Linked DNA regions of Mus musculus: all the other regions are linked to region 1. Evidence: chromatin loops called from intact Hi-C (ENCODE). Cell type or tissue: left cerebral cortex. All regions are shown on one strand.

The links. Hi-C counts contacts between places; a loop is a spot of excess contacts. Peaks named below come from ENCODE experiments on the same cell type or tissue, not always from the same donor. Only the 100,000 strongest peaks of a DNase experiment are listed, where the experiment ranks them.
Region 2: a loop joins it to region 1, with 4 times the contacts of the local background. A loop is called at or near these places in 12 of 42 quality-filtered maps.
Region 3: a loop joins it to region 1, with 3 times the contacts of the local background. A loop is called at or near these places in 6 of 42 quality-filtered maps.

What each region holds. Positions count from the first base shown.
Region 1 is chr1:41,893,838-41,901,837 of GRCm38, reverse strand. It overlaps Gm29260 (a long non-coding RNA gene), which reads right to left. Exons shown (of 6, transcript XR_373362.3): 2 at 4,307-4,478; 3 at 670-1,399. Among named protein-coding and RNA genes, the nearest start is that of Gm29260, 150 kb to the right of the region's middle. In left cerebral cortex, a CTCF peak has its summit at 3,880 (motif pointing left); DNase peaks (open chromatin) are centred at 1,213, 1,731, 2,830, 3,847 and 1 more place; H3K4me3 peaks cover 264 bases.
Region 2 is chr1:42,237,160-42,245,159 of GRCm38, reverse strand. No RefSeq gene overlaps it. Among named protein-coding and RNA genes, the nearest start is that of Gm28175, 17 kb to the left of the region's middle. In left cerebral cortex, a CTCF peak has its summit at 6,570 (motif pointing right); DNase peaks (open chromatin) are centred at 2,175, 3,772, 4,803, 6,601 and 3 more places; H3K4me3 peaks cover 457 bases; H3K27ac peaks cover 286 bases.
Region 3 is chr1:41,150,597-41,158,596 of GRCm38, reverse strand. No RefSeq gene overlaps it. Among named protein-coding and RNA genes, the nearest start is that of 4930448I06Rik, 27 kb to the left of the region's middle. In left cerebral cortex, a CTCF peak has its summit at 5,870 (motif pointing left); DNase peaks (open chromatin) are centred at 4,179, 4,744, 5,183, 5,927 and 4 more places; H3K4me3 peaks cover 344 bases.

The DNA.
Region 1 (8,000 bases):
CAGAGGATGAAATGCAGCCAAGATTTCACATGACTCACTGGTCACGTATGATGGAAGTTAATTAATTTATGTTTACTAGAAGTTCGGCAGACCAGCCCTGCAGCGTGTGACAATATGGTGCACATATGAGCATGCTGAGTGACTCTAGACATGAAGTGAAGGCTTATGGGAGGGGGGATGCTAATTATTTCTTTAACACTACAGACTTTTAAAGTTCTCAGTTAATTATGCAAATGCTTTTTTGAAAGAGTTTTAAAATTCTAGTTGAGGAACTGATTAAAAGAAATAACTTACACCATAAAAATTATTCATTTTGGAGCTGGAGATATGGCTCAACAATTTAGAGCATTTGGTGCTCTTGCAAGGGATTTGAGTTCAATTCCCATCTTCCACATGAAGTCTCACAACAGTTTGTAACTTCAGTTCTGAATCATCTAATCCCTTCTTCTGACCACTTTGGGCACCAGACATCCACATGGTTAACAGATAAACATGAGAACAAGCACTTATAAACATAAGACTTATACAAATATAAAAACAACAACAAAAACTAAAAAACAAAACAAAAAGAAACTTTATCAAAATATTCCTTTTTTATAAAGAAGCGCAGGGCTATTTCGTTCACTTTATTCCCAGTGGTTTCATTGAGAGACAGTGTACTCAACTGACCTGTTAATCCTTCTGGGCACACGGTAGGTTGGACTTCTTCCATGCCTTCAGCATGGGCATGGTTATGTAACCAACTCGAGTCAGCCACAGGTAAATATCAGAACTTTCAGGAGCTACTCTAGGGTGCAGAATTTGAAAAGATTCCTGTGTGGAGACGGTGTCCCCATCAACCTGGGTCTGGATTAACTCAATAGACTAGGAGACTTTTGTTATGTTCAGGTTCCATCCATGGTCGAACCTAGAATGGAAATGTCAGTTTGCGCCTCACAGCTCTCGCGATTCTTCAGGCTGTGTATCGCGGCGAGATCCAGACCATCTGGCGGGAATGATGCATTTCTGATTAGTGCCCTATCATCTGGGTCTCCCTCTGAGATTGGACTTTTTCTGGCAACTCTCGGAGACTTCTGAATCCGCATTCTAAATGCCAGCACTGAAGAGATTGCCTTGCTCCCAGTGAAAACATAAAATGTTGATATAATCCTCTCAAATGTTCTGATAAACTATGGCCCAACAACATTTATCCCATTCTTTTACAGTCCTGGAAGATGGCCACGTTGACATACCGATGTTATATTCATAGATCCCCAGACAGTGAGGTTTATAGCATATGTTTCTATTTCAGTTCTGAAAATCAGTTGTAGCAGTCAAGTTAGTCATGTCGTTCTGTCCAAAACAGGGGACGATTCTGGACAGGCATGCAGGGTGAAGGATTACATGAGAGAACCAAGTGCTGTGGATTTAAAAGGAAGTGTATTGATATTGTAGGAGAACAAAATCAGCATCTCCGAGACATAAAAATAGCGCAAGTCTCCACATTAAATTCTATGAATCTCAGTTTGATCTATATATGATAAAATATTCAGGGGCTCAGAGGAATTAAATATTTTAGTTAGAGAAGGATATTTTAGCTAAAGTCTTTTGCAGTCTTTCTCTCTGAAATGAATTTGACCCAGAGTCTGAAAGTGAGAGGGTCAGAACAGAGCAGGTTCAAGGCCATGTATGAAGGTGAGTTCCAGTCTCTATAATAACCCTCGAGGCTGGAGCTTCACAGCTCTCAGTTGCTACACTTCTGAATTATTCTCTTGAGATCAGTCAGGTACTACGTATGGGCTGGATAGAAAATAAAATTGGAATACTGGAAACTAAAAACAGAATTGCCATATGGTCTAGTAATCCCATTTCTGGGTACATATCCAATGAATTAAATCGGGATGTCAAGGAGACATCTGCAGTCTCATGTTCATTTCAGAATTATTCTCAATAGCCTAGACATGGAATCATGAAATCAATATAAGTATCCATCAATAGAGGAATGAATATGAGAAGCATGGATGTGACACACATGCACACACACACACACACACACATACACACACACAAACATATATGCACAATGGAATACTATACAGCCTGTAAGAAGAATTATATTCTTTTATTCATGACTACTTGGATGAGAGAGGAAAATACATCAAGTCAAATAAAACTGGCACAGAAAAATTTTATATGGTATGATATTTCTATACAAAGTATTTAAAATGTTTGATTCAAAGAAGCTGAATAGGTTGGTGGTTATCAGTGGCTGGGGGTGGAGGAGTTGATAAATGTATTCATGATCAAAATAAAGTCATTCAGTCAAGATTATAAACACAAACTTTTGTGAGTTGTTGTACTGCCTATCATAGTTTATGATATGTTTCAAAATTTATAAACATGAATTTAATATTTTTATCACACACAAAAATGTGTTACCAGATGTCTTAAAAACCTTGACCAACTATTTGTACAATATATACACAGACCAAATATGAATTAATTGTCATAAGCATGCACAATTATTAATCATCAAACATTTTAATTACAAACACTCAAAAAACTGAAAGATTATAGCAAAGTCACATCAGAGTTTAAGAGGCATCTGTGTGTACTCATGTATGTGCATGCATGCATGCCTGTATGTAGCAGGATTGACAAGAGTTTTGAAATTGAATTTACTCTCAAATTCTGCCCTTGCCTTAAATGGCTGTCTGTAATGAAATCCTTGAGAAGCGACGTGGGAAGAGCCAGCTTGGATGTGGAAAGGCAAACTTCTGCATACTCATGTTTCCAGTTATAAGAGATAATCGCTAGCCCAGTGGGGAATGCCTGTTTTAAACTCTAACAGTGCAAGTTTGAAAGTTTTCTTGCGTATCATCCTACAGGAACAAAACAAAATCCATACAACTTATGTAACTGCCATTTATGCCCAGATAGAATTACTAACACGCTGTTTGTTTTCACTCTGTAGTATGGGTGTAGACATTTTGTCTTGAAATTGGTTGACTTTCACATTAAATAGAGCATGTGCACGTGTTCTGGCTGGGAATCAGTTTGTGGATGCAAGGTGGGCTTTAAAATGTCCCTTTTCGGTAGTGACAAGGTTAGCTTCATTCAGTAAAATGTCAAACTTGACTTTCCTGTTTTGGGCCACTTCTCGCTAACGGCAGACTAGGAACATATTAACGTCATTAGACAGAGCCAGTGAACTTTCTTCCTGGTTAAATTATGATTATGAAAATGATATTGGTTAGTATAAAAGGAGAGTGTTTTCTTCCAAATCATAAGCTTGATCATTTTCAAGCAAAAATAATTCTCACTCAGGAGCCCAGGAGCGCGTGTTCACAGCGCTTGATTTACACATGTATGTGAGTCACAAATATATTATGACAAATGCAATTTAAGTTATATGCATTATAATGATTACATTTTAAATATTGAAATTCTTCTATGCTTGGTATGGTTATCGTTCCTCGATCTCTACCTGCTAGTGCCCCGTTTGTTAGCAATAGGAAGCTGCAACAGTGAGTGTTGTTTTCTCTGAGTACATGAGTATGTGTATGTAAATGCTGTGATTTTTGTCCTGTGTAAATTGATTCTCAGATTCAGATTCATAGATTCACACTTTCTCTATTGGGAAGCGCTGCCAAGTGTGTGGCTAATAACTAAGGCATCTGTGTGCAGGACTTCAAACCTAGACCTTCAATGGATCTGCACAAAAATTCCATTTGGCAGCCTACATGATATGTGACATCCACACCTACCCCATATGCGATAGAGGTACTCCACTCGATGCCTTGACAAATTCTGTTTGTTTGTTTGTTTGTCTCCTAAACTAGTTGCTTTCTTGAAGCGCAGTTTGTTATTTCCTTAAATCCTATCTCCCCCTGCTGGCTGTGCAACATGGAGCCTGTCTAGACAGCATAAAAAATGACCTGCAGAGGATGGAAGCAGCTAGCAAGAATAAATAAATGTGAATAAATGTTCACATGTACACACATGCACATATAGTGAAACCAAGGTTTTTGGCAGTGTAAACTGTGCCTTGGATTAGAATTTTTAAGTCAGGAGCTTATAAACAATATTTTTTTTTTTAAATTAAGCAGTAAAACAAAAGTCTCAGGTAAGAGTGCATGCTTGTACATACAAAATGTCAAGTGTGCTGTAGTCATAGCTTTGATAGTATATTGTCATATAGACGGTTTGCTCTGTGACTTATGGGAATATGAAGGAGACACATACTCCTAGGTCTGTATGTCAATGCACATATTAGTAGTCCAAGATTATCAAGAAGCTAAGAAAAAGTTAGTGTGTTTTATATTACCTTTGTGGTCTTCTCACAGTAGAGAGAGGTGTACGGGCCTTTGCAGATTTCCCACCCTTTGGGAAGCAGACAGGTCCTCGGATTAGGCCATCAAGTGTGTAAAGTGGAATCATTCACGAAGACATCCATGGGAGCCCAGGAAGCATCGTTTTCAGAACTGTGTCTACATGCTCTGCAATTTACATTAAATTGCTATGTTTTGGTTAAATGGCACCTTAGTTCCCAAGCTACTCTTTCAATAGTTGTTTCTTTAATTATTATTTAATTTTGTGGTTATGACTGGTTTTCAGTTAAAGAGGGTACTACTGACAAATTCAATTAAATGAAAATAGAGGACTTAATGGTCCATGCTAATGCTTCATTTCATACATAATATTTTATCATTTTCTGTGCAAATTTGTAATGAGTGCTTGGTTTGTATTAATAAATGCTTACATTTGGGCCACATAAAGTATAGTAATTAAAATAGTTTCCTAATAATATTTACTTATAAGTGGTCTAAAAACAATTAACCCATTGATTCCAATTACTTTTTAGAAAACCAACTTCGAAGATTATGATTCTTTGGCATCAAAATATTCTCTCTGTTCTACTTTTAATAAAGCACCCGGGGTGCTCCTTTATTGTATTTTAATAGGGCTTGTCATGCATCTGCCGCAACACAGATTGCATAGACTAATGGCAAACAAAAATTTTAAACAAAACTACCACTTTTTTTGAATTAGGAACAAAGGACATGTGTTCCGGATCTGATTTCCAAATATTTAAACTGAGAAATGTAACTGTTTATTGTATTGAAATGAACAAGGGTGGGCTGTCTTTTGCTCTTTAAAGTAAATGTTTCTCTATGGCCTCCCCCCACCCTTATAACCTATAACAGAAGCCATCTGTAGACAATTTACATTCCTTCCCATACCAAGAGAAGATATTCTGCCTCTCCAAATGAACGAAGATCTTATTTACAAATACACCACAGAACCTGTTCTTCACAACTTGGTCTGCAAGAGCAAAGCTCAAAGTCAGACATGCTCAATGTGATATTTACAGGCGAAACAGGGAAATAAGAGTTTTATCCTGCAATTTGTAAAGTGGGAATTGATACATTTGCTTAGAGTTATTTCATTTTCGACATCAGATGACAGGGAGCTCACCGGATTTCTGAAATGTCTCCTTCAGAACTGCAGTCAAGATATCAGGTCTCATGAGAGCTCCAATAGGAAAATTCGAAATGTTGGTGACACTGTATGGTGTTATTTTCCCCCTGGCACATTTCACCATTGATTCTGAGATTAAGAAGAAGGAGACAAAGATGGCCAAAGTCACAGAAAGTGTTGCTATTTTAATATACAGGAAAATGCAAGAAAAACCCTTGAGATCGCCTTGTCTTTAACGATTACTAAGTATGGAGATAAACACAACAGAATCAGGCAGAACAAACTAAAATTTGAAATCACTAAATCTCGTCATGCTAAAATAGTTAGGACTCATCAGAGAAACCTTGTGTCTGTAAGAGCTTAGAAATGACAGTTGCTGTTGTGAGTTTCTGTTGTAGCAGAAAGGATTTTATGATGGAGCTTCTGTAGGTTTCTTCTGCAGTGGTTATGTCCCTTGAAATGCATGGCTGTCTGCTCTGAAGATAGAAGCATGAGTTATTGCTACTTATGAGGTAGGTGAACAACCATGTCTTCTGGCCAGAGACTAACAACAGGAAGATCTGTTACTGCATTTCATAGATGCTTTTAGCAGTTAAGATATCTTTTCAACTCAATGTTCTAGATCATTCTGGAAATTTAAACCTAGTGATTTTTGTTTAAGACTTACACTTTGACTGGGTGTGATGGCACATGCCTTTATCCCCAGCACTCAGGCGGAAAAGGCAAGCAGATATCTGTGAGTTCAAGGTCAACTCATCTGAAGAGTGAGTTACAGGACAGCCATGGATAAACACAGAGAAACCCTGTCTTGGAAAACCAAAGAAAGAAAAAAATATATAGTGACTGAATAATTTTCAGTGGTTTGACAAGCACATATCTACTGATATGAAGACATTAATAGAACATACTCATGTATACAGCAGAATGGGACTAGGGACATAGAAGTAAATATATGTGTTCAAACAGTGCATACTGTTAGAATAGCTAACCCCACCACAGAGTAGCTAGAGATCTCTCTGAGGACCAGTGAACCCTATAGTGTTTCCTGTGTACATGCCACCTGGGGTCTCATGAGCATCAGAAATGACAGAATTGAGCACAGGGTCTACAGAGGCTTCCTTCTTCAGGACACTCTGTTGTTGAGGAAATGGTCAAATATGATGGTTTGGGCACAATATTTTACCCCAAGAAAGTAATTCAACTAAATTTGATCTTTTTCTTTTCTCCTCAACTAATGGGCTCTTTCCTGCTCACTAAAGTGATGGGCTATATTTCCTCTTGTCCTGAAATGTAGGCATGTCCAAAGGTTGGCAGTAGGTGTCAATCCTTGGGCCATCACATCTCAAATACCGGAAGCTTTCAAATTAAACATGAGATGCATGAAGCTGGACCGTTTAATAGTGTTAAATGAAAAATAGACTTTCAAATATGTTCTCCCTTTACTAATCATTGAATCAGAAAACATTTTTTCCAGCCCTTAAACTAATCTTCCTGTAGAGAAGGCTTCTTTCAAAGTATTTAGGGCTGAATCATTTCTCCTTTGGAAGCTATGCTTGCCCAACAAGATCTGCTTCTGTGTCTTACATGGCAAAACATGCCAGAACATCGGGTGCTCTGCACAGACTCAGGTCTGCCTGCTCTTTTCATTTTATGCATGTAACAGGACTCTCAGTAAGTGTTGCCTCAAATACAGGAGATGTGAAACTCTCATGTAGGTTTGCCCTTAAAGAAGCTGATAAACATGCCCACTGAAGTCCAGGTCTTACCATAGTAATCACTGAGAAAGGAAGCCACTCTGGTTTTGACTGAGATAGAGCATTGCCTAAAAAGAAAAGGAGACAGGCACTTGACTCTCATTGCTTGTTTTATAAATTGTCTCTTGTTTGGGAATTGATGGAGCAGGGAGTGACACCATGGTAGCAGTTCTTAAATAATACAATATTGAACAGATGAAAGTTTGGCCCGTCAATCACATGATCTTACAGAAATCTAAGCCAGGAAAGTTCAGAAGTCTTCAATTCGCCCTTTCATTGTTGATGCTTAACATTGCTAAATGAAATAGGTGAGAGTAACCTCTGCCTGTAGCAGCCCTCACTGAGAGGGACACTCCTTATGTATGTACATGTGGAATTCATCTGTATGTCACGTTGCTGGGCTCAGCCTCATCTGAGCCCATGGCTCCTCCTCATCTCTTCATTCAATGTCTGGAAAGTCTTACTCACCCTATTTCTTTTCTAGCTCTTTATTTCACTCCCTCTACAAGCACGTTCCTTTTACTGTGAGCATTGGCATTCCACGTGCTTTCAATTGCACACTGTAACCATAGGGTCAGTCGTCACTCCAGAAGCCTTGAGTACTACTTCCTGCTTTATAGCATAGTAACAAAAGGACTGAAGCTGGCCCATCAGCTCCTGAGGCCTACATTTTAAGGTTATATCCCCATTAAAAGTTGCTAAGGTCTCCTATAGAGTGAATTGTTTTGTGTGTGTTCTCTGATCATTGCTGTCTGGATGATACATAGTAGAGAAGAGAGGTGATCA
Region 2 (8,000 bases), 340 kb before region 1:
ATATATTTTCTATTTAATATTCATGGATTGCCATTGATTTTGAATAAGGAAATTTTGCAGGAAACAAGGCCATGCATGAAAAAATGTAAATAGATCATAAGTTTTCATTCTTGAGAAGTAAAAAGAAGGTTAAAAAAAAAAGCATAGCCATAAGACAAGCTTGTATTTCAATGTGCTAAAAATAAAGTTGTAAATTTTATAAAAAGGGTTTCAGGCGAACACGTACCCAGTTCTAACCTGCTATTATAGCACATTATAAATATTTAGAAAACATCACATAAACATTTTTGGTGATATTTAAGACATAGTTCTGTACTATGTTACCATAAGGGTAATCTACTTTTAGATGGGGAGAAACTTTCTATGATTAAAATTTCTTTTTAATTATAGAATATCATTTATTTTATCTCTTAAATAAAAAAAATCTTTTACTTTTACTGAGCTCACAAATACATACACCACTTGGCTAGATTAAGGCAGTCGTTCAACAAACACCTTCACTCTTAAGATTGGTACTTTCCCCTTCTCTGTATTCACTGAGGGTGGGGAGTAGTCAAAATTAAGAGAAAAAGAAGGTAGTGAGATTTCTGTGTGCAGAGTGAACATGGTCTATGCTGTCATCATGCGGTGCTCATCAACGAACACCCTAAGAGGTCTGTATTCAAACTCGGGTCACTTTTAAATTCAACGTTCCCACATCCAGTGAATGGTGGACATCAGAGACCAAAACGTAATTTAAAAAATTAATAAATGATGGGTGAAACATTGATTTTATTTTAGGTGTGTGTGTGGCGAAGGGTGTCCCCGTGTGCGTTCTTTTATGTTTTAGGTAGTGATCCCTCTCGGCTCCCCCCCCCCAACCCCCAAGTCCCCACACATTGGGAAGATAAAAGTCTGTGGCCCACACAGCGTTCATGGCGAGAGAGCTGGCAGGGGATGTAGAAGGCAGCCTGGAGCCTTCACCAAGGATGATAAGCCTGCGTGAATTTTACGAGTCTCAGTATCAAGGTTGCCCTCGCAGAAGGGATTTACGAAGAACGGGGAAGGGGGGCTGTGGGGGGTGGGGTGGGGGGGAGAAGGCAGTTGTATGAATAACCGGCATTGTAAATCTTCACCGTGGCAACCCAGAGCTAGGCAAAGTCTGTGATGGGTTCACGACTTGAGAAGAAAGCGACGCAGCAGAGTGGGAATGGATTTTCTTCAGATTCTTAATGCACTGCTTAGAGCCGCTTGGGGGTGGGGGGAGGGGGTGGGGTGCACGCCAGTGTGTGCCTGGAGAAGTGTGTGTGTGTGTGTGTGTGTGTGTGTGTGTGTGTGTGTGTTTGTGAAAGGAGGGAGACGCGTGTGTAAAAGGAGGAACTCTTTGGAAATTTGTTAGAGGGAAATACTGGTCTTATACAGCTTGCCAGCTTTGGGGGCAAAAAGAAGGCCATTTAGCCTCTGAATATAAATGACTGGATTTTGCTTGGGGTAGACAAAAAAAAAAAAAAAAAAAAAAAAAAAAGACATGGGGGAGGGGCATGGGATTATGCAAGCCAGTAACAATGAGCACATTGGACCTTGGGCTCCACAGCACAAGGTCACCGCGAAAGTCAGAGTGTTGGTTAGTGGAGGTGTCTGATAGAAGAAAATGACTCACTGTAGATTGCTTCCTGCTTTGCAAAACAGAGCCGTTACTGAAAATAAGATGCATTTGAGTGGTCTATAGGAACACCTGATTTCCTTCTCTCTCTCTCTCTCTCTCTCTCTCTCTCTCTCTCTCTCTCTCTCTCTCTCTCTCTCTCTCTCTCTCTTGTTCACATAAACACACACGCACACACACACACACAGACACATGCCCCCTCGCCCAACGCACACACTTGTGCACACATGCACACACACACACACACACACACACACACACACACACACACACACTCAGGGCCTGCTGATGTATGAAAGTGAAGCCTTGACTCTAATTGTGCAATTATAAAACGGAAATGATGCGGGTTTGGTAACAGAGGGAAAGAAGGCAGCTCAATAACATTGTTTAATGACAAGCAAATAAAGCTCCGAGGGGAAAGAGGTGACTCTTTCTGCTTTAGACTCATTAAGGAGCCTGAAACATATTGTAAAAGAGTGATATTTAATTATGGGCTGGACTGATAACAGAGAGCAGGGCCTCACTGGGAGAAAGAGACCCTGTGCTCCTAGGAGCTCACAGCTCCAAACATCAATTACCATGATTATCTACCCAGTGCTTGCAAAATGCACCGTCTCCATGTTCCATCAGCGACCCGTAAACAGGCATTGCATAGGCAAATTTATGGGCACAGGCAGCCAGGGCCAGGTGGGAAAGCCAGCCTCTCATTGGCGTCCCAGCAAAGGAGGGAAGAAACGTAGGAAAGAAAAATCCGCCTTGTGCTCTGTGCAAGGAACAATTTATTACTGAGTATTTGAGGAAGACAGTGCTTGCTGCCTGCTGCTTCCACCCCCACCCCCCACCTTTTGCCTCTGCTGCCTGTCTAAATGAGGAATGGACCTGTATTAACCGACCCCTGCTTACGGGGAATCACTTGGCACAGTCTCCGGAAACCTTGTGCTGCTCTGGAGGCCGTGAGTTCTGGAGCCAGGAGGAAGCATTCCCTTTTTCCCTTACCCTTTCCGGAAAAAGCCTACGTCCCCCTCTTCCCCCCATCTGATTGTGAGAAATTAGAATTTGGTAGAAACAAAGTTGCAAGAAGAGAATGGTGTGACTGAAACGCAGTGGGAAGTATTTGTGTCATATTGCGGGTAACTTTTTATGAGTGTGTGTGTATACGTTTTTGAGGGTGATTTGGGAAAGTTCCTAGATTTAAAGCATGATTGGAAAGCCTGACCCATGATGCTAACATTATGGAGGCTGGTGCAGGACTATTGTAGATCTGAGGGTAGACAGGCCTAAATGGTGGACTCGAAGCTAGCTTGTGATCTATAGAAGGGACTTTTTTCCTCTCTCGCTCGCTCAAAACAAAACCAAAGACATAAAAATAAATTCTTGGGGCTTGTTAACTGTCAAATTTTTTCATATGAAAGCACTGAAATAGCCTGCATTTACCTAAACACCGCGAGTTAACTACACATTTAGTTTCCTTATGAACAACCATTCCAACTACAGCCTGAAGTGACCCCAATGCTGCTGGTTCTTTCTTGCTCTCTGTTTATATTGACGGCCCCGAACTGACAGTGTATTCGTCATTCTACGTAGCAAACTCATTGTGAGGAAGGTGTTATCTCTAGCCAAGTGGTCAGAGATAGCCCACCTGAACTTGGTCTTGCATTTTGTATTTCTTATAACCATTTTCTAGAACGAGATTGCCCATCAATAATTTATGCTGAGCAGCGGACACCTGACCATGGATGGAAGTGCCATGGGTGGATGGATGGATAGATACCCAGAGACAGGGACTGGCTTAGCTCTGCTCCCAGCACCCATCTCAGGCTTTAGGATCACAGTAGCTCAGCGTGGTTAAGTATGGAGGAGCAGTCCTGACTGCTAATGTTCCTGTCAGCCCCATTCTGAAGAACAAAGGAAATTTGGGCTACTTTTTTTAATTCTACGCTCTCAGCTCATCAACACTTGGTTCACATTAAAATGTAAGAACATTACACTCAACACTCTGCTAATAATCAGAAAGTACTGCTTTGAAGTCTCCCTGTTTCTCAGCTACTACCCATGACAGATGTTTGCCAGAGAAAAACTCAGGGGGCATTTTCTCGAGAGCATTTTGGCTGAGAGCGGTAACCATTGCACTGTTTATAGTTCAGCAATCTCCCGAGCTAGCGGTGGCTTCTTCTTTAGCTCACTCACATCCTACTCCTTGCCAGCTCCCCACTGCCACAGACCCGACCTCTGAAGACATGCATTTATTTCACCTCAGTCTTTCCGTAGCATCAATTAATAAAAACTGACGACGTTTTCCACAAACGCACATGTCCTGATAAATGAGGGTCCTGACTTAATTGCTCTGTAAATTAAGAGCTCACCATAGTGACAATGGAGACGAGTTTTAATATTTAAAAACTCATTAAATTTGTGTACTTTGTGAATAATTAAAGTCACAAGACCACTTTAAGGAGCTAATTTAAGTTTCATTCTGAAATGTATATCATAGATGAGGACAATTCATCTACAGGGAAAAAGTTGGCTAATTTCTCAAATTACTAAGTTTTAAGACTTTTTTGTTCCAATTAGTAATGAGCTCAGACCTCTCTCTCTCTTCTCCCTTCCTCTCTCTCTCTCCTCTCTTCTCTTTCTCCTCTCTCCCTTTCTCCTTCTCCTTTGCAATGACAAGGACCAAGGAGGTCTGTGGTTTTAAGGGTCAGTTATCTATTTATCCAAAGGGAGAGATCTGAAGGCAGAGGCCTGAGGAGGCCTGAGGCTGGCTTTACCCAGTTACTTTTATCTTTTATATAAAGCAATTTTGTTAGCTTTTATCTGAGTGGTCTTATTGGAAATATGTTCTAATTTTTAGCTCTAATTTCTCTAAGGAAGAAAGATTCTGGTATTTTTGTTTATGACTCACAGCTGTGTACAGATCTAAACATATAAGCCTTCATGATGATGCCTGAGTTTCAGAACCTCTATATAAACCACAAATCACCATGATTAGACCAGGAGACCCTCCCCAAAGAACCCGCATGGAAACTCAGAGGAACCACCAAGTGCTCGGTGTGGCTCTCTTTTTTAGATCTGAAGTCTGACTTTTAAAGTGATGATTGCTCTAAGAATAATCTCTGGTTTCCAAGCCTCGTGTTCACAGCTGGGAAGGAATCTAGTCCAGAGTCAAGGGGTTCCTCCATCATCGGTGTCCTCTTCACACGGCTTGCTTCGACATCCACCTGTGGATGCTGGTGTTGCTATCAGCATCTGGTAGATGATTAAGCTGTTTGATGCTCACGGTGGAACAGACCACTCTCAGAGATCACTGGGCATTTTAAAGTGTGAGCTCTATAAAAGGCAAACATAAGAAATCTAGTCTGGTATTTGTTCCAAAAAGTATACACTGGTTTTAGAAAGAATATTTGTTCTTGGAACTTCTGGGAGAGAGGAGAGAGAGAGAGAGAGAGAGAGAGAGAGAGAGAGAGAGAGAGAGAGAGAGACTTGTGTAGAGATAGGAGAGGGAAAGATTGCATTGGTCTTAACTATAGGGAATAACATTTAGGGAAAAGAGGTGTCTACAGAAAAGACTAGAATATTCAAGATATTCAAACATCATCTTTCTTGAAGACTGAAGGAAGTAAGGTGGGTTGTCTAGAACTGGAAATGGAAGTGGGCTCTTGAGTAGCTCTTTAAAAGAACACAATCCCAGCTCTTGTCTAAAAGAAGGAGAGGATGTGGTGATGGTGAAAAAAATCTGTGTTCTTCTGTTCTCATAAAGGAAATTGTACAGTTGCAAAGAAAAGAAGTTAAAAATGCTCATAAAAGACTAAAATTCATTTCTTATCTCCAGAAATCAACTTTCATCACAAAGAATTCAAGAGGTAGACTTCTCTCTCTCTCTCTCTCTCTCTCTCTCTCTCTCTCTCATGCGAGTATGTGTGTATGTGTGTGTATGTGTGTGTGTGTGTGTATGTGTGTATGTGTGTGTGTATATGTGTGTGTATGTGTGTGTGTATGTGTGTGTGTATGTGTGTGTGTGTGTGTGTGTGTGTGTGTGTGTGTGTGTGTGCTGTCAGTTCATTATCTCCACTCTGATGTAAGGCCTTCTATCTTAGACCAGGGCAATTCTTCCAGAGTTCTCGACTATAAGAAAACTATGATATTAAAATGCTCCCACAATGAATCCCATGGGATGGGGGAAGCTATGCTGCAAATGGGATTTTGAGCTGTGTGAATTGCCAATCCCTGATGATTGTGAAGTCCTGTGGCTAGGCACAGGTTCCACAGCACAAGTATTTGTGAAGAGGGAATGTCATCACTATCTATTATCTTTACCTCTTGCAAGAACTTTATAAAATTTCAGAGTATCTCACACTCAGAAATACTTCTCTAAGGGTTGAGAATGAATGGAAATCCCTGTGACAGGCTATCAAGCATTTATTATTTTTTCCTCAAATTGTTTTGGATTATTTGACCTGGGAAATAAATGAACACTGTCAGCTCCTTGTCCTGTAAATCCAACATCCCATTGGAAGCTCAGGGTAGTAAACTCTTCAGACAAACCTCAGAGAAGGAAAGAGAATGTTATTTGGAAAAATAGCTTCCAGAGGGAAAAAAACGCAGGGAATTGCAAAAGGGGAGATGGGTGTGTCCTTTCTCATTTATCTTCTGTTTGAAGGATGAGGTGAGAGGGAAAAGAGTCTAATATGAAGAGAAACATTGAAGAGAAATTACCCACGACCATGGTGGACTCACTCGTTGCTGCAGATGTACCACAAGGCAATGAGAGGAAGCTCCATCACATGCCCAGATCATGTGATTTTGTTCTAGAAAAGAAATTGGTAGAATCTGGACACAGTATAGTTTGTCTTTTCCAGAAACCAAGGTCCAAAGCCCCAGCGAAGTCACCACTGTGGATTTAAGGCTTGTGGAAACATCTCACCATCCACCAGGGGGCAGAAAGAATCCCTTTGATTGGCCATAGACCTCTAGACTTCAACTATGGGTTTGAATAATGATTTGCATGGCCTTTACAGGGTCCCCAACACCTTTTCTCTTATTAGGGACTCATTGCTAAAGACTTCATAAAAGAAATTCCTAAAATTCCCAGTAAGCTCTGAACTTCACTGTACCATTAAAAACCTCTTTAGTCTGATCCCCGGTATGAGGCTGTGACATGCCAGGTCTGCCATTTGGTGATATTTGCATTTCTATGGGATGTGCCTTCTGAGAATGTGGGATGTGTTCTGTGAGTCCATAGGATCCACTAGAATGTAGACTCCACTCTCTTTAATAGGAACACAGAAGGATTTTTTTCATCATTTTTTTTTGCACTTAGCATTTGATGTAGACTTCCTCACAGATAAAACAACATTTTTTTAAATTTTTTTTTATTTATTATTTTTTTAGGTATTTTCCTCATTTACATTTTCAATGCTATCCCAAAGGTCCCCCATACCCACCCTCCCAATCCCCTACCCACCCACTCCCCCTTTTTGGCCCTGGCGTTCCCCTGTACTGGGGCATATAAAGTTTGCAAGTCCAATGGGCCTCTCTTTGCAGTGATGGCCGACTAGGCCATCTTTTGATACATATGCAGCTAAAGACAAGAGCTCCGGGGTACTGGTTAGTTCATAATGTTGATCCACCTATAGGGTTGCAGTTCCCTTTAGCTCCTTGGGTAATTTCTCTAGCTCCTCATTTGGGGCCGTGTGACCCATCCAATAGCTGACTGTGATCATCCACTTCTGTGTTTGCTAGGCCCCGGCATAGTCTCACAAGAGAGAGCTATATCTGGGTCCTTTCAGCGAAATCTTGCTAGTGTATGCAATGGTGTCAGCATTTGGAAGCTGATTATGGGATGGATCCCTGCATATGGCAATCACTAGATGGTCCATCCTTTTGTCATACCCAAACTTATGGGACACAATGAAAGCATTCCTAAGAGGAAAACTCATAGCTCGGAATGCCTCCAAAAAGAAACTAGAGAGAGCACACATTAGCAGCTTGACAACACACCTAAAAGGTCTAGAAGAAAAGGAAGCAAATTCACCCAAGAGGAGTAGAAGGCAGGAAATAATCAAACTCAGGGGTGAAATCAACCAAGTGGAAACAAGAAGAACTATTCAAAGAATTAACCAAACGAGGAGTTGCTTCTTTGAGAAAATCAACAAGATAGATAAACCCTTAGCTAGACTCACTAGAGGGCACAGGGACAAAACAACATTTTTAATCTCTCTGTATTTCTCATATTTTAAGTGTTTTAGTTTGATGGGTGGCTTCGTAGAAAAGTAGGCCCCCTCCATGTAATAGCAGGATCTAAAGTCACCTTGGGCAGTTCCCATGCTAGCCTGATGGGATCAGGAGTCATATTTTTATC
Region 3 (8,000 bases), 740 kb after region 1:
AACCTAAAGGCGACACCATTTTTAGATTTTTCAACTAGACGGCACCCCTGGAGTGATGATGTCTTGGGTATCAGAGCCCAGAGGACATCTCCCCCTCCCAGTGGCTACACGGTGTGTAACAAATTCCGCATATACTTGCTCAGAGCAGCAAAGCTTGCATGCCTGTTTCCTGGCGCTCATCCTTGGATTCACAGTTGGTTAATGTAAAACCAGGCTGACACAGAGTGTCTTGCAGTTTACGTTTGAAACGGAGCCAAGAGAAAGCACATCTCTGGTGTTGCTGAACTTCCACCCCCATGAGCCTGGAGAGAGCTATTGTGTCCCGGAATAAAAGCACCCAGACAGGATGGTGTGGTTGAACTTTAAGCCAATTATCCCTGCCATTGCCCCCCCCCCCCCGCATCAGCCTCCTACTTCCTGGGACTCCTCGAGTTGATGCTGAACATATTCAAATCTCCCCCTAGAAGGTTTGGTCTAGGTTGCTTCTTCAAAACTGTTTGAACATTAAATATGCAAATAGTCATCATTACACTTCCAACAATTACACGTGTTTGCGAGCACCGTGTCAAGTGCTGGCAGCAGAGCAATCATTTGTAAAGACAAATATTCCATTCCGAGAGATGTCACGCTGCTCAGAAGATCCTTTTTTGTATTAGTAGCCACACTGCTGCTCCGTAAAGTGTGCAAATGAACGTGACAGCGCTGCCAATAGCTGCCAGGCCCTTCCCCTCAGCAGAGCAGGTGCCAATCACCGGACCCCAGCAGCTGAGGAGGCCTGGCCTCACAGCCCGCCTGCAGACTGAGCATGTCGCCCACTCACAAGGCTCCCAGGGCCGCTTCTCCAATTCCATCTCTCCTCTCCCAGGGAGGCGGGGGGGGGGGGGGGGGGAGAGGGGGTAGAGGACACAGCCCTTCAGAATACTTTAATTCCTGATTTCTGAGTGTATTACCATGTGTTTGTAACATGAATTATCGTGTGTGGCTCAGAGGTGATGCAGAGAACTGCTTGAAACATCAGGCCGCAGGACAGCAAAAGACCGGCTTTTCCTGTGCTCTTTTCCCTTCCTTCCTTCCTTCCTTCCTTCCTTCCTGCCTTCCTGCCTTCCTGCCTTCCTGCCTTCCTGCCTTCCTGCCTTCCTGCCTTCCTTCCTTCCTTCCTTCCTTCCTTCCTTCCTTCCTTCCGTTTCCCCTCGCTCTCTGTCTCACCCCTCCCAGTTTCCTCACATAGTTATGGATAATTGTCACTTTATTTACTTTTATCGCATCCAAAGTGCGGCTTAGCAGGGCCTGGACTTGAGTCCCACTAATCTTGCCTTCTCCGAAGTAGGAAAATCCCAAGTCTTGCAGGGTCCAATTGATAACCCGGGTGCTTCTTTTCCATGAAAGACGGATGACTCTGGCAAGCTTGGGAGACTGCAGATAATGGGATTGACTTGGTACTTAAATCTCAGTGAACCAGGACAGCATAAGTAATTAGTGAGTTGGATCCATCCCGGGGTGCTAATGATGGCTAAGTCTGCCCCCACGCCATTCTGCAAACGGCAAGAGACACATCCATCTCAGGCAGATAAAAACCGAGGGGACGCTGATCACAGACAGCATTTATTCCTTCTTTAGTGCACAATTTATCCTAGAAAAGAGCAAAAAAAAAAAATCTAATTTTCCTCAAGTGATACCCAGAAGACCGAGTGACCACACTCCCACCAGAGTTCATTTTGATCAGAGTGCTGCTGCTGTTTTTAATTAAGAAAGGCTAATTAAGAGAAGATCTGCATTTATCTTCTTATCTGTTGTCAGCACAGACTAGCAGACGTTACTTATATTTGTTTACAATCTGGTAACCGGCTTTCTATTACTGAAGCAGTGAAGGCCTCCGTTTATATTAAAGTCCTGAATCACTACTGTTTGGGTTGTGTTGTTAAGAGCTGACTGACTAGCTACTGGGATAACTTTGGGGTATTAGAACTGAGTTTACACACATACATATGAGTGTGCAAAGCACTAGCTACTCCATGCACCCTTAGGTTTTGCCTCAATTAAACCAAAGCAAGATTCTCGTTTGCTGACTGGCCTTTCCGACCATTTTTCTCTCTACCCAGAGTAATGGCACTTTATCAGGATAATTTAGATAAATGTCCTTCCATGGGATTCACATCTAGCAAATGGAGTCGTGCATGACAAATGACGTCCTGTTTTGATGCCACGTTTGTTCTGTCAGTGGGGGGAGGAGTCTCTCAAGGTAGCCCATTTCCTTTTCTGTTCTCTTCAGTGTTTGTTTTTCTCTTCTATTTGGTTTGCCCTACGTTCCCAGACATTTGAAAGAAAACATCCAGGAAGCACACACTCCTTTGGGCAAGACCAGGGAGTCTAAAAGTGAAAGTGGAAACATTTTTGAGTCCCAACTTCAAAGTTACTAAGGATGAAATGGGGGGTATGGTGGTTAGAAGGTCACACAGGTTTGTCAGAAACACAGGTGGCAGACTGGGGGTCTCCTCCGCCTGGTGTGGGAAAGAAGAATTGAAGGGGAACCTAACCTCTGTTCCCTTGCTCATCTGTGCCCACAAGTCTCATAGCAATCGCCTCCTCTGCATGACAAGCAAGAGCAAGTTGAGCCCCAATAATTGCTTAGTCTAAGGCTCCGTGTAACGTGTTTCCCTTCCTATCTCACCCACCAAGAGAATCTTTTTATTCTTCTACTGTGAATTTTCTTAAGCCAAGTCTTAAGATTTAGTATGTGCTGAGGCAAGCCCTCGACCTTTCTACACAAACTGTAACTGATTATGAAGATTTTAAACTTCCACGGGATCAAAGAGCTGGGGTCTCGCTAAGAAAGGGATGGGGGCTGGCAGAGATTGTACTTTCTGGTTCTTACTAAGTCCTGATTTGAAGTTTTTCATCTATATGAATTTCTCTAATATTCAGTTTGAGTAAAACAATACTTTTATGTTTAGATTATGCCTGGTTCAAAGATACCTATTTCCCTTGGGAAAAGTTTATGCTGATTGCAGGAGTTTCTTCAGACATAATCCCATGCACACAAGTGATTGTGTATGATATTTATATGAATATTGCTTGAAACTATTTATTAGCCAATATATAGTGTTATTCTAAAGATATTTTGATTTTTAAAATCCTTTGTACTTCTACAAAGGAATAATACAGACTGAATTTTAAAAAAACAAAAAACAAAAAAAACTTTCCCAATAGCATCCTTATGTACATGTACTGACTGTACTAAAAACAGATTTAAAGTATACATCGTATGTTTACTTTAGGGAAGACTAATGATATGTTAAAATGCTATTTTTAATTTTTTAAAAAAATCCTATTATGTGAAAAGATAAACTGAGAAAATTCCGTTTATCTCTTGGGAAAAGGTGGCACTACCATCAGGTATTTTAAAGGGTAATTTCCATGTCCAAATTAGCTAAGAAAAATCTTTTCTTAAATAAATAAATAAATAAATAAATAAATAAATAAATAAAGTTATGCTATATTGGAAGCAAATCTCTTTGGACATGGGTCCCTTAACAAACGGGGTGTATTCTTGGGAATGTGCCAATGGCCCCTCTTTGTCTTTGAGCATCATACACTTACAAACTACAATTAATCTGTGAGATAACCTTAATGGGATCTTTGGGGTATGAGCTTGTCTCTCATTCAAGGAAATGTTGTCCTGTGGCACATGAATGAAATATGATTATGAAGTGTGTGTTGGCAGGGGATTGCCAGGCTGTGCAACCTGATCTCTTCACTCATTACTGTGTGTTCCTGGGCAAGTCCTGTGACTTTTTCTCACTGAGCTTCTAGTGTATAACTAAACTAGGGATAATAGTAACACAAAAACCCCTTGGTCTTTTTAGCACTTACTGCTTACAGGCAGGGAAAACAAGCCAAGTAGTTTAGAGAAAGCCACATCTTACAAAGGTACGTTTAATTTTTTTTTCCCTACGCCTGAAGGATTGTATATTTCTATAACTTTAGTGTTTCCTGGAATATTCCATTTGCTGAATAGAAGAGTCATGCAGACAGTAGTCCTGCAGCATTAATGCTGCTGTTTTGAGTCAGACCAGTGCAGACCAGAAGATTCCCAAAGGTCTAGCAGAGGCTGCCGAACTCTGTGCTTTCTACAGTTCTATTGGGGTGTTTCAGGCAGACCAGACACTGTCAGTGCAAGCTTAGACTGCCATGAAGCAAGCATTTTAAAGAGCACATGGCTGAGCCTGAAAAATGCAACTTCCTCTTTCCGTGGTGTTCTCTGCACTTGAATAATCCAGTCCTTAGTGCCGATGCAGATTGAAAAAGGAATTCAAATTTCCTTAACATTAACTTCTAGCAGCCAAAGATCAGTGTTAGGCTGGAAATTGTGTCTTACACATAAACTCCCGTGTTCCCACTGGCAATGAGTGGCCCCTAAAAATGTTAACTGTTTGTCCTAACTAATTAATTTATATGGCCATTAAATTGTAAACATTTTGATATTCAAGCATAAGATACCTTCCTGATTTTTTTAAAAATATCTTTTGGCAACTTAGATGATTCAGCCATCCTGACACCCTGATTAACTTTTGGTATAATGATGGCTTACTGCAAAACTTTATTTTATTTATTTATTTATTTATTTATTTATTTATTTATTTATTTATTTATTTGACTTTGCTGTATCTCACAGAGGGGGCGTTGGACTTCCATGACTGTAGCGAGGCAGTGATAGCATTGTTCTTGGAACTTTCCCAGCCGTGAGTGGAGAGTTGCTTTCCTCCATGAGAAAATCAAGTCTTTAAATGGGATCCGGGCAGGTGGAATAGCCCCTCTGTGGAGTAGGGTTACATGGGCGACTTAGATGAAATCTGCGAGGTATTCTTCCTCTGAAAGAAGCGAAGAGAATGGGGGAGCGAGAAAATGTGGATGAATGATTAAATGAACTTCAAGGGCATTTTCATCTGGGAGACAAGTGTGAAAGGAAGAATAATAAATGGCTCCCTGCCTTCCCAGAAAACGGTTGGTACTCATTGTCTGTTCTGGAAGGCATCGGGTAGCTCATGCCATCCACCAATGGGCATAGAAAAGTTTACATAAAAGAAAAGGGGTCAACTAAGTAGAGAAGGGAGGCTTAGCCAAAACAAACTGAAATGCTTCATTTCACTAAGGTTTGATTAATGGGATATTAGACACCTAAGACTGTTGAGACAAGAGCTAACTAGCCTTTAGCAAACTGTGCCGTGAATCACACTTCACACATTGAGATGTGATGTAATGAGATTCTCAGAAAGTACCTCAGTTAGAAACAACCCCTCACATTCGAACACGCACTTTCCAGCTCTTGCCAGTGGCTGGCACATTGTCACTAATAAAGCTGAAAAGAAAACTCTGTGCTTGGAAACTCTTCCTTCTCCCTCCTCTTTTCTCTGCTCGTCTCTTCTCTTCTCTTCTCTTCTCTTCTCTTCTCTTCTCTTCTCTTCTCTTCTCTCTCTCTCTCTCTCTCTCTCTCTCTCTCTCTCTCTCGCTAGGAACCACCAGCTGGTGTGAGAATAAAGGACAATATGTGTATTGGCAGTAGACAGTTCATAACCAGGATATACTGATTCTCTCAGCCTTAACAATCTAAAGTTTTGACGTAGAAATTATTCACATAAAACCACTTATGGTTCTCATTGAGGTCCATTTGATGTGGTTATGTGATGACTTTTAAAAGAAAACTCTGTATGTCCCTCCTCCTAAAAGATTAGCATGAATGTGAGGTTATCAGGGTTCATAATTGATCAATCTCCAGCACTGTAAATTTTTTGTTAAGGATTTTCCAGACATCCCTGGGCCATCTTAGCCAAGAGAGTAGTGAGTAAACCTACATCTCCACCTAGTGGTGCCTGAGAACATTTAATTACTTCTACAGTGAAAAAGATTTAGTCTTTCTTGGCAGCCAGCATGAAAGCCCTGGGTTGCTGTGCTGTGGGAGCACAATATTTAAAGATAACATTTTAATCCTAGAATATTCTTATTCTAGTTACACCACCTCCATTTTTCTACTCCTCCGCCCTAAAAGCTGACATTATTAGATTGCAAAGTAGCCCCAAAAATTCCTCCCACTCCATTTTTCTATCTTGCACTGTGCTCAAAGACTTTGACCAGAAACTCTTTTGAGTAGCTCAGGATCATCTTTGGGGATTCAACCACCCTCCTCTGCATATAATTTTTGCCAGCTCCGTACTTGGCATAAGATTCAATTGCTAGAGAGGCCAAATGAATTTCACTATAATGAACTAAGCTAGACATTTTTGGTCAACCAGAAAAAATACTCATGATGCGCCCCCCTCACCTTCCCGGTTAATGAAGGCACCCACTTCACTTCATGTTTGCCCTAATCCCATGTCACGCCAGAGAAAAGGCACCAAAGCTCCTTGTCACCTAGCAGAGAGGCGTAGCTCCTAGCATGTCACTTCCCCATTAGAACTCGATGCTGCACCAAAGCCCATGCTAAGAAATCTTGTATTTATATGATCTTAACAATAAGTAAATGATTAAGACTATTTTGCTTCTTTAATACTGAAAAGACATTTGGATCTGGGCACAGTTAAAAGGAAATTGTTTGGTTTTGCTTTTCATTTAATTTGCTCCTTGGACATGCTATTTCAGCCAGTTCTCCTTGGATGTTTCCCATCGGCAGCTTCATCCCTAGTACCACCTATGCTATGTGAAGGTGTAAGAACCAGGAATCAGCTGTAATATGTCTCAGAAAAAAATTAAAGGGAACTAAGAGAGTTGCTGCTTGCTAATCCCTGTAATTAAGCGCTACTTGTAGGAGGGCATGTTACTCTCTGATTGAAGCTGTTACCACTGTATTGGACCCAAAAATGTTGAATAATCCTACCCTACCATGATTAATTTTAGTACCTATTAATTAACACCCATTAACTTATAAAGAAGGCAAAAAGAAATAAATGTATTAATTGTCAGTTTGCTTTCTCTCCAGCCTATCTTTTCTCAGACCTAGTATTCTGCCATGAGATCCCTTAAATTGCAGCAAAATCCCATATGTAAAGAAGTGAACAGAAAGAGTCCAATGGAGAGAGATTTGTGGCATTTTTAAGTTGTTTTCTGTATTTATAGCACAAGGGACAGAATTCATTAAGTCAGACATTTAAAGTCATCAACCATAGTCATCTGTATTGGCACTATCAGAGACCAGTCACACACTGTCCTTTCCTTTTAGTTCTCCAATTGCTTCCAAAATACTGCCGTGATCAAGGACAGAAGAAATCCAACTTGTTTTGACTATTAATAGATTCTCAATATTATGCCTTTGATGTTAAAGAACCATGATTTGTCATCTTTGCCAAATTCATATGCCATTCCATGGACACAGTCAACCCAAGCTCATTCCTAAATATCTTTAACTTTCCCCAAATTTTAGGGTGAGGAAAAAGTGAACTGAACACAAACTAATCAAATCCAAGGGCTCCTCGACACTAAGTTCCACAACGCCAAGCTTCCCAACACCATGTTCCCCAGAACTTCATTACAGAATGAAAGTACAAAAACATAGAGCAATTATAAAACAAAACCAAACAACCAAACAACTCCCCCCCCCCAAATTCCAACACTAAAACAACCAAATAACAAAAAATTCACAATAAGGAAGAGTGGTTTAGGCATTTTTTAAAAGTATTTTTGCTTCTGTTTCTCTGGTGTGTGATACAGGGCTTCTGTGAGTTCTCCCATGGGTGCACTGCAAAACAGATTGTCAAACTGCAGCCTCTCCTGAACTATGGTGAAGGCCTCCTTATGTTTGGTAGAGGTAGTCTCTTTGAAGTTAAAAAGAACCATGATTTGCCATCTTGGCCAAATTCATATGCCATTGCATGGAGAGAGTCAACCCAAGCTCATTCCTACATGGAGATGGAGAGATGAGACTGCTTTTATTACTCTATCATTAAATAGAGCATACATGAGCACTTATACACACACAAGCACACACACAAACACACACACACCCCCACACA